Linked DNA regions of Mus musculus: regions 1 and 3 are each linked to region 2. Evidence: chromatin loops called from intact Hi-C (ENCODE). Cell type or tissue: heart. All regions are shown on one strand.

Region 1 (5,000 bases), 210 kb before region 2:
TGCAAGGAATGGTGGACTGAGAATTCAGTGTGTGAGGTGTGTGGTGTGAACCAGGTCAGAGCCACTGGGCACCCAGCAGAAAGCAGATTGACTGAAGAGGGGATGGTAGCAGACAGGCATTCATGAACCGTAGAACTCCTGTCCCTGTCAGAGCTGGAGGGTAATTCTGAGAAGCCCTGCCTTTGTCTCCCCTGTTCCTAGTGGCAGAGTCTGTCTCCCTCCCTCCCTCCCTCCCTCCCTCTTTTCCATTCCTCCCTCCCTCCCTCCCCCCCCCCCTCCCTCCCTCCCTCCCTTCCTTCCTTCCTGCTTTGTTCCCACTAAGACTCTGTTCTCTGGTGCAGGTAGACAGTCTCTCTGTGACCCCAGGGCCTCTGGGTGTGCCTGAGTTGGTTGTGTCGCAGCCAGGGTGTGCTTATGCAGTTCTGCTGTGCACCTGGAACAAGGACACTGGCTCCCCTCCTGCCTCTGAGGAGGCCACAGGAGACAGTAGGTAAGGGAATGGGTGGCTGGTACATCAGTATAAGGACATGGTGGTGAGACAGATCTGCAGGTGCCAGGGCTCCACCATCTAAGTCCCCAGCCCAGCCCATTAGAAAAGGCTGTTTAGGGACAGGAGTCCTGGGCCTTTAACCTTAAAGCATGCGAGCATCTTGAACCATTCAGTCAGGTCTCAGGACTCCTTCTGGCAGCCCCATCCATTTGCTCCATGGATCTGAAAGAGTCAGGGGTGGGCTTCTGGAGTTGGGGAAGCTCCTGCAGAGAGGAACTCGGCTCCCTTGGCTTTCTGTTGGCCTAGTCTCTCTTTCACCCACAGGGAGACCCCAGCTGCCCGAGATGTAGTCCTGCACCAGACATCTGGCCGGATCCACAACAAGAACGTCTCCACTCACCTAATTGGCAACATCAGACAAGGTAAAGGAGGGAAGGAGCTGAGGGAACCAGGCAGTGCTGGGAGAAAGGAGACCCAGGACCTGCCCTCATTCCTGCCTCCATTCCCCACGTAGGTCATAACCCTGAAGGTGGTAACGCAGGCCTCTTCGCCCTGTGCACCCTGGATGGTGAGTAGTCCTAGGCTGGGTGAGGTGGGGATCTGCCTGAGGGGTCTGCACACACGCACACTCACACATTGACAAACACATACACTCACATACTCCTGTACACTCACACGCACACTCACAGCTACATTTACATACACACACACACACCTCGCCTCTCCTCCTCTAGGGACACTGAAGCTGATGCAGGAAGCAGACAAGTTGCTGTGGTCTGTGCAGGTGGATCACCAGCTTTTTGCCCTAGAGAAGCTGGATGTCACGGTGAGTGGACTTCTGCCATTTTCTGAGATTCATTTGTTTAATTATGTTCATGTATATGGATGTTTTGCCTGCATATATGTCTGTGTGCCACGTGTGTGCCTAGTACCCATGGAAGCCAGAAGAGACCATCAGACCCCCTAGAAGTGGATTTACAGATAGTTGTTAGCCACCTTGTGGGTGCCAGGTGCTCTGGGAGAAAAGCTAGTGTTCTTAATCGCTGAGCCATCATTCCAGCCCACCCCAGGAGCAGACATTTAAATCAGCTCTTCTCACATCCCAGTGAACACTGAGCCTTTTCCTCAGACCTGAGGTGAGTGTGTCTGTCACGCTCAAGTGTGCCCTCATAGCACACAATTTAGTTCTTCTCTATGAGTCTACTAGAAAATCATTTTCAGGCCTGTCAGCCCAAATAGCAGCGCTAACAGAGAACAGGCACTAGGTCTAGCCGTGGGTTATTAGTCATGAATACAGATGCGTGGTCTGTTTTGGTCTGTGCTGCTTCTCCTTGTCCATGAGTCTGTGTGATATCACTGTGGCCCCTCATTTGCCAGATGGGCCCACACTGATTATACTACCACGGGGGCAAGCCGGGTGGCTTTGACCAGAACAGACCTGTACTTGGGTTGTGATCCTGACACGTGACTTTATCCCTCTTAGCAGAAATTTCCCAGATAAAACTGAGAATAATGTTGACATCATCATAGTGTTGCTTTGAATATTAGGCAGAGTAAGTCAGTGATTGCCTGTTGCCCCCTTGGCACATGGAGAAATACCCTAATTTATAGTTTGCCACCCAGAGTCAAGTTCATGGTCCTTTATGTCTCTCCTGATGGCTTCCACTCCACCATCAGATCTTTTTTCTCGTTTCTTTTCTTTTCTGACACAGCATCTTGCTATGAGCTGTGTAGCACAAGCTGGCTTCTGCCTCTGGCCTCTGCAGCACTCATTACAGGCGTATGACACTACATCTGACTAGTCTCTTATGAAAATGGCATCCTGTCTTTGACCTTTTTCAGGGCAATGGGCTTGAGGAGGTGGTAGCTTGTGCCTGGGATGGACAGACATATATCATCGATCACAACCGCACCGTTGTGCGCTTCCAAGTGGATGAAAATATCCGTGCCTTCTGTGCAGGTGGGATGGTGGCCTCTAACTAAGCTCAGCTACTCCAGCTTAGTAAATGTGCCAGAAAGTGGTTGACTCACTCCTGTTCAATGTCGCCCTTGAAAGATGTCTTCATGCCTGAATGGGCTCCTTAGCTGTCACTAGTGGTCATGGGTGGGTGCCATGCTGCCCTCTTGACAGTTTGTTAGGAGGAAATTTTTATTTATTCTTACCTGTATGAGTGTTTGCCTGGATGTATGTCTATGTGCCGTGTCTGTGCAGTACCCACAGAGGCCAGAAGAGGGCACCATATCCCAAGACTAGAATTACAGACAATGGCTAGCTACCATGTAGATGTTAGTTAGGAATTGAACCCCAATCTATGGAAGAGCAGCCAGTGTACAGAGCCATCTCTCCAGCTCTAGCATGGTAGTTTGGAATACGAAGTAAAGCACAGTGTGGCCTCCATCTTTAAATACATAGAGGATGGGATGACTGGGAAAACATTTCCACCCGAGCATGCCAAGCTGAGGAAAACACTTCCAGGGTATTCCCCACAGTCCTCAGCTGCGGACTTTGAAAAGCAGCAGTGGCTATTTGGGTGTATCTGGCCACTAAAGTGACAATGGGCTGAGGGTGTTACTCGGTGGTAGAGCTGGCATGTACAAAGCTGTGGGCTCGGACTCCAGGACCCCACAATAAATGGAAGGAGTTGGAAAACACGCAGTTACCTGAAAGGTTGATGTGTGCCTTGGAAGAAAGGAACAGGCCTTCCTCTCTGACATCCTGTTACCTACCCCTTGCATTCGCACAGCTGCCTCTTTTATTCCAGATCACTAAGATGAGAAGACTTTGATGTCTTGTTCCTGTCCTCCTCCTGACACCAGGACTAAGCCTTGGTCTTTCTCTTCTTGCCCCCATCTCCCAGGCCAGTACGCCTGCAAAGAGGGCCGCAACAGTCCCTGCTTGGTATATGTCACCTTCAATCAGAAGATCTACGTGTACTGGGAGGTGCAGCTGGAGCGCATGGAGTCCACTAACCTTCTGAAGCTGCTGGAGGCTGAGCCCGAGTACCACCGCCTACTGCAGGAGCTGCGTGTGGGTGAGTGTCAACAGAGCCAGCGGGCCTGCGCCTGGGCGCCTGACGGCCTCTCACCAGTCTCTGCTTGGCCTGCAGATCCTGAAGATCTCCCTGCAGTCTGTACCCTGCTTCATCAGACTCTCTACCATCCGGACCAGCCACTACAGTGTACCCCCTCAAGCTTCCAGGACCCCACCTAGCTGGGCTCGACCACTTAGCTGGTGAAGGATCCTTCCGAGCCCCCAACCCTACCCCAGAGCGATCCATGACCTTGGAGGATGGGGAGTGTGTATTACAGAGGAAGGAGCAGAACTGGGTTCTCAGAGAGGATGGATGTGCCCCCCCCCCCCCCCCGAGAGCCTGTGATGAAGAGATCCATCGGTTGCCCCTCTGCTCGTGGCTCCTTCTCATGCTCCCTGCTCTCACTGCAGGAAACCGACTTGTGTGTGAGACAAGGCAGCAAACCTTTGCTATGTTCCAACACCTGAAAGGCTTCAGGCCTGAGGAACTGAGGGAGCATGGGGTGAGCCCCCCTCCCCCTGCTGAGTGCCGATTTTCACAGCATAGCTCCAGGCAGCTGACACTCGCAGTTATTGCAGGAATGAACGGCAGAGTATTTATTCTTTTAGGGTATTTTCCTGTCTCATCTTCCTGTGTTCTTCCATTTACTGAAGCAACTAGGTCAGGGCTTTCTCATTTTGTCATCATCTCTCTCTGGTTTTGTTTTTGTTTGTTGGTTTTGTTTTGTATGTCTCTGTGTGCAAAGGAGGAACCAGGGGTGTTCACACACCAGCCAAGTGCTCTGCCATTCAGCTGTATCCAGCACTGCCGTTCTCTAAAGTACCGTGCTGCTTGAGAGCCTCACCCACCTGCTTCCCAAACATGACTGCCTGTCGGAAACTAGATGCTCACAGTTTGTCTTACATGATGGTGCACCAGTGTACTCCCAGTTCTTGAGAGAAAGATCATGAGTCCAAAGCCAGCCAAGGCTCCATAGCAAGTTTGAGACCAGCGTGGGTCACATTTGGAGATCTGATCTCAAATAAAACAAAAAGGCGTTAACAATCTGATGCAGCTCTCCAATCTGGACTATAAGTGAGGCAGGCAGCTGGATCTCTGAGTTCAAGGTAGGTGGGTCTGTGTAGTTTCAGACCAACCATAGTGCGCGCACACCTGTGTGTGTATGTGTGTGTGTGTTGACTGTATTTATGACTGTGTAAGGGTGTCGAAGGCCTGGAACTGGGGTTACAGACAGACAGGTGTGATGCTGGGTGTTAAGTCTCAGATTCAGGCTCTCATGCTTGCATGGCAAATGCTCCAACCCACTAAGCTGTCTCCCCAGCCCTCGGGGCTTTTGAACTAAATGAATAGAGTAAAGGAACATGGAGAATGTCAGAGTCCAGGATTTACCTCACAGCGGAGGTAACACTTACTTATTACAACTGCTTGTATATCTGTACAGCACAACAGTGTAGAGTGTACTTCACAGGCCTGTGTTC
Region 2 (5,000 bases):
GTGGTACACAGACAGACATGGTGCTGGAGAAAAAGCCAAGAGTTCTATATCTGGATCAGCAGGCCAGAGGAAATGAGTACCACACTAGGCCTGGCTTTGAGCATCTTAAACCTTAGAGCCTGTCCCCAGTGACACATTTCCTCCAACAAGGCCACACTTCCTAATAGTGCTCCTTACTCCCTACGAGCCTATGGGTCCCATTTTCTTTCAAATCAATGCTCATTAATCCTCTCTTTTCTTTCTTTCTCTCTCTTTCTTTCTTTCTTTCTTTCTTTCTTTCTTTCTTTCTTTCTTTCTTTCTTTCTTTCTTTCTTTGATACAGGGTCTATGTACTCCAGGTTGTACTGAAACTTGCTATGTAGCCCAGGCTGGCCTCAAACTCATAGAAATCCCTTTACCTTTGCCTCATGTGTGCTAGGATTAAAGGTGAACTCTAACATGCCCAATGATGCAACATTCTTAATGGACCAGTCAGGCCTGAAACACCCACATTTGACACAATGGAAAAAAGGGATTACTGTTCTAGTTATTATTAACTGTGAAGTCGACACTGCCTAGAGGTGTCAAAAAAAAGAAAGAAAAAGAAAAGAAAAGAAGGTCTCAACTGAGTAATGAGCTGTATAAAGTTGGCCTGTGAGCAGGTATATGAGAGCTTGTCCTCATTATCTTAATTGATACAGAAGAGCTCAGCCCATTGTGGGTGGCAACATCCCTGGGCTGAACAAGGAAGCTAGATGAGCATGGCTGGAACATCTTTCCTCCCTGGGCCTTCCCTCCAGGTTCCTTCATGCCCTGACTTCATTCAAAGATGGTTGTGATCTAGACATATAAGCTAAACACACCTATTCTTCCCTAGGCTGATGTTGGTCAGAGTGTTTTTATCACAGCAACAGAAAGGAAACTAGGACATGTATGTTTAAGGAGAAGTTAGAATAAGGCGGCTCTCTGCTCCTCCCTGTTCCAGAGACAGCCGCATCTTCTTGTGCAGTGCCAGCTTCGTCCCGTAGACAAAATGGTGAAGGTCGGTGTGAACGGATTTGGCCGTATTGGGCGCCTGGTCACCAGGGCTGCCATCTGCAGTGGCAAAGTGGAGATTGTTGCCATCAACGACCCCTTCATTGACCTCAACTACATGGTCTACATGTTCCAGTATGACTCCACTCACGGCAAATTCAATGGCACAGTCAAGGCCGAGAATGGGAAGCTTGTCATCAACGGGAAGCCCATCACCATCTTCCAGGAGCGAGACCCCACTAACATCAAATGGGGTGAGGCCGGTGCTGAGTATGTCGTGGAGTCTACTGGTGTCTTCACCACCATGGAGAAGGCCGGGGCCCACTTGAAGGGTGGAGCCAAAAGGGTCATCATCTCCGCCCCTTCTGCCGATGACCCCATGTTTGTGATGGGTGTGAACCACGAGAAATATGACAACTCACTCAAGATTGTCAGCAATGCATCCTGCACCACCAACTGCTTAGCCCCCCTGGCCAAGGTCATCCATGACAACTTTGGCATTGTGGAAGGGCTCATGACCACGGTCCATGCCATCACTGCCACCCAGAAGACTGTGGATGGCCCCTCTGGAAAGCTGTGGCGTGATGGTCGTGGGGCTGCTCAGAACATCATCCCTGCAATCCACTGGTGCTGCCAAGGCTGTGGGCAAGGTCATCCCAGAGCTGAACGGGAAGCTCACTGGCATGGCCTTCCGTGTTCCTACCCCCAATGTGTCCGTTGTGGATCTGACGTGCCGCCTGGAGAAACCTGTATGTATGGGGAGAGCTGGGCTTGTCTCTGGTGTGACAGTGACTTGGGACAAGGATAGTCATCTTGGGGTTTGTTCTTATCAGGCCAAGTATGATGACATCAAGTAGGTGGTGAAGCAGGCATCTGAGGGCCCACTGAAAGGCATCTTGGGCTACACTGAGGACCAGGTTGTCTCCTGCGACTTCAACAGCAACTCCCACTCTTCCACCTTCGATGCCGGGGCTGGCATTGCTCTCAATGACAACTTTGTCAAGCTCATTTCCTGGTATGACAATGAATACGGCTACAGCAACAGGGTGGTGGACCTCATGGCCTACATGGCCTCCAAGGAGTAAGAAACCCTGGACCACCCACCCCAGCAAGGACACTGAGCAAGAGAGAGGCCCTATCCCAACTCGGCCCCCAACACTGAGCATCTCCCTCACAATTTCCATCTCAGACCCCATAATAACAGGAGGGGCCTAGGGAGCCCTCCCTACTCTCTTGAATACCATCAATAAAGTTCGCTGCACCCCCCAAAAAAAAAAAGAATAAGGCGAAAGTGAAATAGGTTATTAGGTTTCTTTGCACGTTCAAAAAGATAGAACTGACTTACTCTCTCTTTGAAATAATTCTTCCATACCAACTACATTATATAGCATATATTTAAACATATCCAGATAAACAATATCGAGGTTCAAAAACAAGTTTTCAAGTACATCTGTTTTTCTTCAGAGCTGGGACTGAATCCAGGACCTCACTGATGGGGAGCCAGCACTCTGCCAACCTACAATACCAGTAACCACAAAAAACCTTCCAATCACGAAAATGAAAAGATAAAAACAAAATATCAATTCTAGTGGAGGGTAAAGCACGCACTTCAAAGCAGAACATGATTATGATCAGCTGCTTCTAGCTGGTAATCTTCAAAGTAAAAACTTTGGCCCAACAAATCTTTGAGTCTCACTTTCACCTAGCTAGGGCACAGCGCGCCCCCTACTGGGAGTTCCTGACTGAATTAAAAAGCTCACTTTTAATATATACTTGAGGAGTTTAACACCAATGTTTGAAACTTTAAGGGATTTTACAACTCATCGTCGTACAGTTATTTGTTTCTTGTGCCCATAAAGTTCATTTTCAACATTTTCCATCAGAACCATCCTAGCCTCGCAACAAACGTCAGGGCTCTCATATCTCTCTGCTTTTCCACTACCTCTCCCATGATGCCTTCCATTCCCTCCCACCCTAGGTGAGTCTCGACCTGGATGCTGAGAATAAAACCCAGGTCCTCTGCAAGGTTCTTTTAACCACGGAGTCAACTCTCCATCCACCTCCCACACTAGGACCCGCACCTTCCAAATCCCACTGAGGGACTTCAACTATGACCCCCTGAGCCCCCGCGAGTTTCCGTAGCTCGGCTGGGTGGGTGGGAATGTGGTGTGCTCCGGAGGTATAGATCGCTTTGGTCTGCGCCTGCCCGGAGGAGTCGGGAAACAGCAGCCACAGCTCCTACCTTCCCAGCCATGGTCTAGAACGACTAGCTTGGGCACTGGCCACAGACAGAGTCTGGCAGTTCTAAACTCCACCCCAAGCTGACCACTGAATCCCTGGGCTCTGCCTCTCACACTTTGTTAAGTTTATCCTTCAGTTATTGCACCACTCTCGAGCAACAAGCACCGCCCACAGACTGGTGCCTCAGGCCCGGGCTCCGCCTCTTGCCTGCCTACGTTCCGCCCTCGTCCTGTTGCTCCCCACCGGGCTCCGCCTCTCGCGCACCAAGCCCCGCCCTCAGTCTATTTCTCCACATCCGGGCTCTGCCCTCTGGACCCCTGAGCTCCGCCCTCAGCCGCTGGCGTCACACCGAGGCCCCGCCTCCCACGTGCCAGCGCTCCTCTCCCAGCGCTCACCGGTCCTTCCAGCAGTCCTCAGGTTGCACGCGACCGGCAGTGAGCTTCCACTGGGTAGGGGTGGGAAGCCGGTGGCTCCGGGCAGCGGTGATAACCCAGCAAGGAAGCAGAGTCGCATTTCGGAGCGTCCACTCGTAACGCGGCCTCTCGCACACGGAGCTCGTAGTCCAGGGGAGAGGAGGCCAGGGCGGCCCTGGAGAGGTTGTAGGTGCAGCGGATCGGCCGTAGAGACCCCGTCGGACTCAGGAAGGCACTGTCAGCCGCTCGGAGCGGAACCCCTTTCCCAGACAGTAGAGTCACCCCTCCCCCTCCGGGGACCGTTACTGGTCGCCTCCTGAAGGATCAATCTGGGATTGTCCGCTAAAGTGGCCTTAGGCACCGTTAGTCTAGGGCTCGCTGGCTTGTGGCCTCAGAAGGTAATGCTCTGGGGTACCACTTTTATGTAGGGATTGTGCCCGGGGCTGGGGCATGGGCGGGAGCTAACGTCCACAGGCAGTGCCAGCAATATGCCAAATGCACCAAGCACCAAGGCAAAGCCACAAGGCTGTAGATGTCTTCTTTCAGGCAACCCAGTTTTGTGCTAAACCTCAATAGACTTTCTTTTGTCAGGACCATGGCAAAGAGTGGAACACCAGCTATTCAGGATGTAGATGAAAGTCGCTCCCCAAAACTAAGAGTGGTGTGAATTATATTTAGTCCCTGCCTCCAAGGGTTTATTAAGATAATTTAAAATGCCTTTGAGATGACAAAAGTTAAGACTCATCATTTTACTTAGATTTGCCTCCTATGGTTATAATTTTAGGCTCCTTCATAAATCCTACTAACATTTTACTATATATTATTTTTTCATTCATCAATTTCATTTCATCCTCCATTCCCTTCAGTACCACAACAGGACTACTTAATCCTTAGAGGATGTACAGCCAAACAAGGTGACTAGCCATCGGCCAGGAGAGCTTATTAAAAGATTTCATTTCTTGGGCATCCAGGTAACTTATCCACAAAAACTCATTGGTTTTTTAAAAAAAATTATTTATGTGTTTTGGTGTTATGACATATATATGTATGTATGAACCCTTGGAACCCTGAAACAGGAGTTACAGACATGAGCTGCCATGTGGGTGATGGGAATTGAACCCAGGTCCTCTGGAAGAAAAGCCAGTGTTCTTGAGTCATCCTGTTCTGGGATTATTTTTCAAGACATTTCTCATCTGTGCCTTAAAGACTAATAGAACTGTAACTTTTAAGTGTATCTTAAAGGGCATTTTTTTTTTCCTGGAAGAAAGGTTTATTGCATAAGGAAATCAATAGTGTGAAGGTAATTAAAATATTTTTAATTTATGCAAAAGT
Region 3 (5,000 bases), 160 kb before region 2:
GTGAGCAGAGTGTGGTGGTGCACACCTTTAATTCCAGCACCCAGGAGGCAGAGGCAGGCAGATCTCTGAATTCCAGGCCAGCCAGGTCTACATTGCCAGCCCCAGGCTAGCCAAGGCTACATAACAAGACTCTATCTCAAAGATTAATAAAAATAGGCAAAGGCTGAGCAGAAACGAGCCAAAACCTGACTTCGATTTTGTTTGGGTAAGAGATTATATAGCTAAAACTGAGATGGGATGTGGCCCTATTTCCTATTTCATGGATTGTGGATTGATTGACTAAAAGCAAACTGAGCCGGAGAATTCACCTGCTTCCTGTCTGCTAAGGTGATGTGCCCAGCTGCTGTCAAGTTCCCGCTGCTGAGACTCCTCAACACTGTACCCTGGATCTGTGAGCCAGAGCAGGCCCTTCTTTCCTTAACTTGCCTTCCCAGTGGGGCCAGCCTGTGATCCCATCATGTGGGAGGTGGAGACTACATAGTGCATTTGAAGCCAGGGGAGGCTATGCGAGACCCTGTCTCACAAAAGCCAAAATAATTCTATGAGGGCTGGTCTATAGCCAAGAGGTACAGTTACTGCCTAATGTGCTGAGGCCTGAGGTTCAGTCTGAAAGCCAAAAAGAATATATTCAAAACCATGCAAAGTCGGGATTGCTGGATGCTAAGTACATGCGACTTAATCCGTAACTCGGTTGACATCTCCTTATATGCTAGAGAATCTGGGCTGTTCTTTTTGTTGTTGTTGTGTTGTTGTTTGTCTTTTAACAAAACCTAGATGTGATTACAAACTTCTATTTGAAAACCTAGTGGTTACTCAACCCAACCCCACAGTCATGTGGCCTCACCTGGTTTTCAGACCCAATGTTGACACTATGTCTAATATTTTTTGTCATTCATTCTTTAAAATGTTTTTTAAATAGGGTCTCACTTTGTATCCCCTTACTGTCGTGGAACTCACTGTATAGACCAGGTTGACCTCCAACTCAGAGAAATCTGCCTGCCTCCTGAATGCTGGGATTTAAGATGGATGTTACCACCCCTAGCCTCTTTTTCTTTTTTCTTTTGTTAGCTAGATAGGCACAGCCTCACAGATAGTGACATTGTGTGTGAGGACGAATGCATTTGAGGGGACACATGCCACACATATAGATGTCAAAGGATGTCTTTTGGGAATTGGTTTCGGCCTTCCACATTTTTGTGAGTTCTGGAGATCAAACTTAAGCCCTTGGCTTTGTTTTTTTGTTTGTTTGTTTGTTTGGTTTGGTTTGGGTTTTCGAGACAGAGTTTCTCTGTGTAGCCCTGGCTGTCCTGGAACTCACTCTGTAGACCAGGCTGGCCTTGAACTCAGAAATCCGCCTGCCTCTGCCTCTGCCTCTGCCTTTGCCTCCCAAGTGCTGGGATTAAAGGCGTGCGCCACCAACTGCCCAGCAAGCCCTTGGTTTTTGAGGCATGTTCTTTACTGCTGAGCTACCTTTCCTACTCTGTCTACAGTGAGCTTGTAATTCTCTGAATTCACAAGACAGCTGTTTGGTTATTTAAGGTTTCATGTAACTCAGGATGGTCTCTCTAGCCACAGGCAACCTTGAGCTTGGCATTCTCCTGCCTCCCCTCCTACGGGCTGAGGTCCTGGGCACGCTCCACCATATCCTACTTGGTTTGGCTTTTGAGAGGTTTTATGTGTAGCCCAAGCGTGACTTGAACTCCTGATCTCTTGCCTCAGTTGGGCTAATGAGCATGTGCCCCATGTTCAGCTGTAGCCATCTTTGCATGTGGTGCCTGCCCCTCAGCCTCCAGTGACCTTCCTGCTTTCTGCTTCTCCCAGCTCTCCTTCTACAGAAAGCCTTCTCTGACGTGAACCGTACTATACTGAGATGTGGCTGTTTCCTTCTAGTCAGCTCTCTCTTCTCCTTCCTTTCCTTCTTCCTTGCCATTGTCCCCTCTTTTGCAGTTCTGGGGACTGAAACCTAAGGCTTTGTGCATGTTAGGCAAGTGCTGTACCACTGTGCCTCAAAAATGGGGACCTCTGTATCATTGCAGGAACTTAGTACTCAGTACTGTGACTAAGTACTTGCTCATCTTTAATTCCTGGCATTTAGCATGGCACAATAACATGAGTTCAGCAGGTGCTCATTGAGTGAGTTTCCTTGAATATATATATGAATAAGATAATGTTTCTCATGGTGGTATAGGAAGCTGTTTTCAGCCGGGCAGTGGTGGCACATGCCAGCACTTGGGAGTCAGAGGCAGGTGGATTTCTGAGTTCCAGGCCAGCCTGCTTGGTCCATAGAGCGAGTTCCAGGACAGCCAGTGCTATACAGAGAAACCCTGTCTTGAAAAACCAAAAAAAAAAAAAAAAAAAAAGAGAGAGAGAAAAGGAAGCTGTTTTCTTTACAACCTGAGTCTGATTGGTAATTTCTGGTAGCCTTGTTAGCCTGATGTCATGAAGAATTGGGGGGAGGGTGTCACCCACATGATTTTCCCCCTCTCTCCTTTTTGTTTCTTCTTTCCAGGCATGGTTTGCAACTGGATCCTGACCCAGACCAGGAAGGCAACCTGCATCATGTGGTTACCAACTGCTCTTCATTTACCTATTGATGCCTCCCAAAAAGAGACGCAGACAGTCCCAGAAAGCCCAGCTGCTGTTTCACCAACAGCCACTGGAGGGCCCCAAACACCACTATGAATCTTGCCAGCAGCCCATTACCCACACTGTTCAGGTGCCCAGCAAGCCCATTGATCAGAGCACCGTCACTTCCTGGGTAGGTCCTGGCAATTCTTTGACCTTTACTGTGTTAGGGTTTTCAGAATACTGACTCTGAATCCTTTTGGAGCAGGGCCAGGGAAATAGTTACTGTTCCTGACTGTGGTATTGTCTTAGATATCCTCTTTTCTTCCTTCACACCAAAATATGCATTATATGGTATTGGAGTCTCCTCTGCCAGGTTCCCCTGAAGAGTTCTGATTGAACACTTAACTACCCAGTAGCGGGGTGAAGAAGCAAGAAAGGTGACCAACATGAAAGATTATTTCTTGCATTTTATATGACAAGTACTAGGTATTCTATGAGTTACTGAACCTTAGTGGAGAAAACTCCTTCCACAATGTCATGCTAATCCATGCAAATCCAGCACTGGGAGGCTGCAGCAGAAGGATCTCCAGGTAAAGGCCAGCCTGGTCTTCATGGTGAAACTGTCTACAAAAGAAATCCGTAAGCATTGAGTGAATAAACACGGGCATTAGATCCCAACAGTCACTTCCATGGGGCTGCCGTTCATTATTCACTGAAGACCTTCCTGCCAGGCCCTCCCTCAGCCAGGCGTTGTTGACAGTCAGTCTGTCCCTGCCCTCCTGAGGATCCTTCCGACCTGTTCTCAGGAAGTTTAAGGACGGGGAGTTAAACAAGCTATAGCAGTGTAGTGGTGATGAGAGAGGCCTTGTCTCCTCTCTTCCTCGGGCGCACCCTGAAGGGCAGAGCGATTGGATAGCTGGCCCAGGTCTCTTGCCTTCTTGTCATACCACATAGCTGGATGGGTGTCTGTCCTGTATTGTAGCGAGTCCTCACAATTCTGGACAAAAATAAAGGATCAGACACATTTACTCTAGCTGCTTTGCAGCTGGCTCGCCACCACCACCATCCTTTTTTTTTTTTTTTTTTTTTTTTTTATGCACAGGTGTCACCCCAGTTTGATAGAGCAGCGGAAAGCCGGTTTCTGATACACCGGAAGCCTCACCGAGACCAGGCAAGGCGCCCAACTCGGAGATCTACCTGCAAGTTTCCACGTCTAACCTTTGAGAGTCCACAGTCTTCCAGTTCAGAGACGTTGTTGCTATCCAACCGAGTGCAGCCCCAGAACTCAGAAAAGGACCCACCCAGAAGGCCTTTAGTGCCATTGTTCAGTCCCCAGAGCTGTGGAGAACTGTCAGTGCATGTACCTCACAGTTTACCTCATGTGTTCGCACCCCCTGACATCCAGACCCCAGACTCTTCTGTAAGAGACGATCCCATTTCCCCAGACCAGAAGGAAAACAGTTTTCCAAGCTGCATCCTTGGCCCTGGGACTCCCAGCAGCCCAGAGCCGGGGCCTGTTCTGGTCAAGGACACCCCTGAGGAGAAGTATGGGATTAAGGTCACGTGGAGACGCAGAAGGCACCTGTTTGCCTACCTTAAGGAGAAGGGGAAGCTGGATGGAAGCCAGTTCCTTGTGAAGATCTGACAGGACCGCAGAGCTTCAGTTCTTCCCGGAGCTGCTGTGGGGAGGTTTCGCAAGTCATCCTGGTTTGAAAGGATGAAAGGGGACGAACAGCAATAGGAAGACCACTTAGCCAGAGTCGGAGTTCGGTTTCTAGGGTTCCGCCTCGCACCAGGAACCGTTGAATTTAGTGTCATGAACTGTTGGTATTTTTCTCACATTAACTGTTTAGACCTCTGACGTTTCTTGTACTGTTCACAGCGTTTGTAAATAAATGGCTGCCGAGTTTTTAGAGAACCCAGCCGTTGTCAGTAATGCAGCCTCGTGCCCATCTATAAAAGGTCTATGCTTATTAGTCTTCTGCCTCGAACTAATTCATCTCACGCTGTTGGTACCGAGTGTGAGGCTCAGCGACTGGAGAAAATCAAGAGAGAGCTCTGGTTTTTAATGGTTGACAGCCTTGGCTCAAAGGGTCCCAAGCCAGGCCTGTGTTGGTGAATACGATGGGGTCAGAGAGCTAGGGGACGGATGAGTACTTTAGGTTTGTGTTTTGAGATGTGTTTACAGTGGAAGAAATATGACGCTATCACATGTGGTGGAGAAATGGATTCCTATCAGTAACTTATCCTATGTGTACATAAAGTGGAAGCTCACACTCTAGTGTGGGTAGTGTGGATGTGCCTGTCTCAGTGGTCCTCTTACTCATTCAAATAGCATCTCTTTCAACCCTACTCATTTAGCACTAGCCCTTTCTAGACCAAGCAGAGCTTATGAGTGAAGATTTGTAGCACACACACACACACACACACAA

The links. Peaks named below come from ENCODE experiments on the same cell type or tissue, not always from the same donor. Only the 100,000 strongest peaks of a DNase experiment are listed, where the experiment ranks them.
Region 1: it touches region 2 in a loop (2.1-fold over the local background); 3 of 42 quality-filtered maps call a loop at or near these places.
Region 3: it touches region 2 in a loop (2.8-fold over the local background); 5 of 42 quality-filtered maps call a loop at or near these places.

What each region holds. Positions count from the first base shown.
Region 1 is chr6:128,409,015-128,414,014 of GRCm38, reverse strand. It overlaps Itfg2 (integrin alpha FG-GAP repeat containing 2), which reads left to right. Exons shown (of 12, transcript NM_133927.1): 6 at 342-490; 7 at 815-912; 8 at 1,005-1,058; 9 at 1,225-1,316; 10 at 2,333-2,450; 11 at 3,349-3,522; 12 at 3,598-4,571. The coding sequence ends at 3,701. It also overlaps a transcript of Nrip2 not described here. Among named protein-coding and RNA genes, the nearest start is that of Nrip2, 12 kb to the right of the region's middle. In heart, no CTCF peak of the experiment used is centred here; a DNase peak (open chromatin) is centred at 2,704.
Region 2 is chr6:128,199,246-128,204,245 of GRCm38, reverse strand. It overlaps the pseudogene Gm4691. Among named protein-coding and RNA genes, the nearest start is that of 9330102E08Rik, 18 kb to the right of the region's middle. In heart, a CTCF peak has its summit at 2,744 (motif pointing left); DNase peaks (open chromatin) are centred at 2,735 and 3,515; H3K4me3 peaks cover 1,664 bases; H3K27ac peaks cover 1,316 bases.
Region 3 is chr6:128,356,864-128,361,863 of GRCm38, reverse strand. Rhno1 (RAD9-HUS1-RAD1 interacting nuclear orphan 1) reads left to right here. Exons shown (of 3, transcript NM_001326585.1): 2 at 2,510-2,758; 3 at 3,671-4,864. The coding sequence starts at 2,594. The coding sequence ends at 4,213. Among named protein-coding and RNA genes, the nearest start is that of Tulp3, 3.5 kb to the right of the region's middle. In heart, a CTCF peak has its summit at 2,650 (motif pointing right); a DNase peak (open chromatin) is centred at 2,657; H3K4me3 peaks cover 635 bases; H3K27ac peaks cover 555 bases.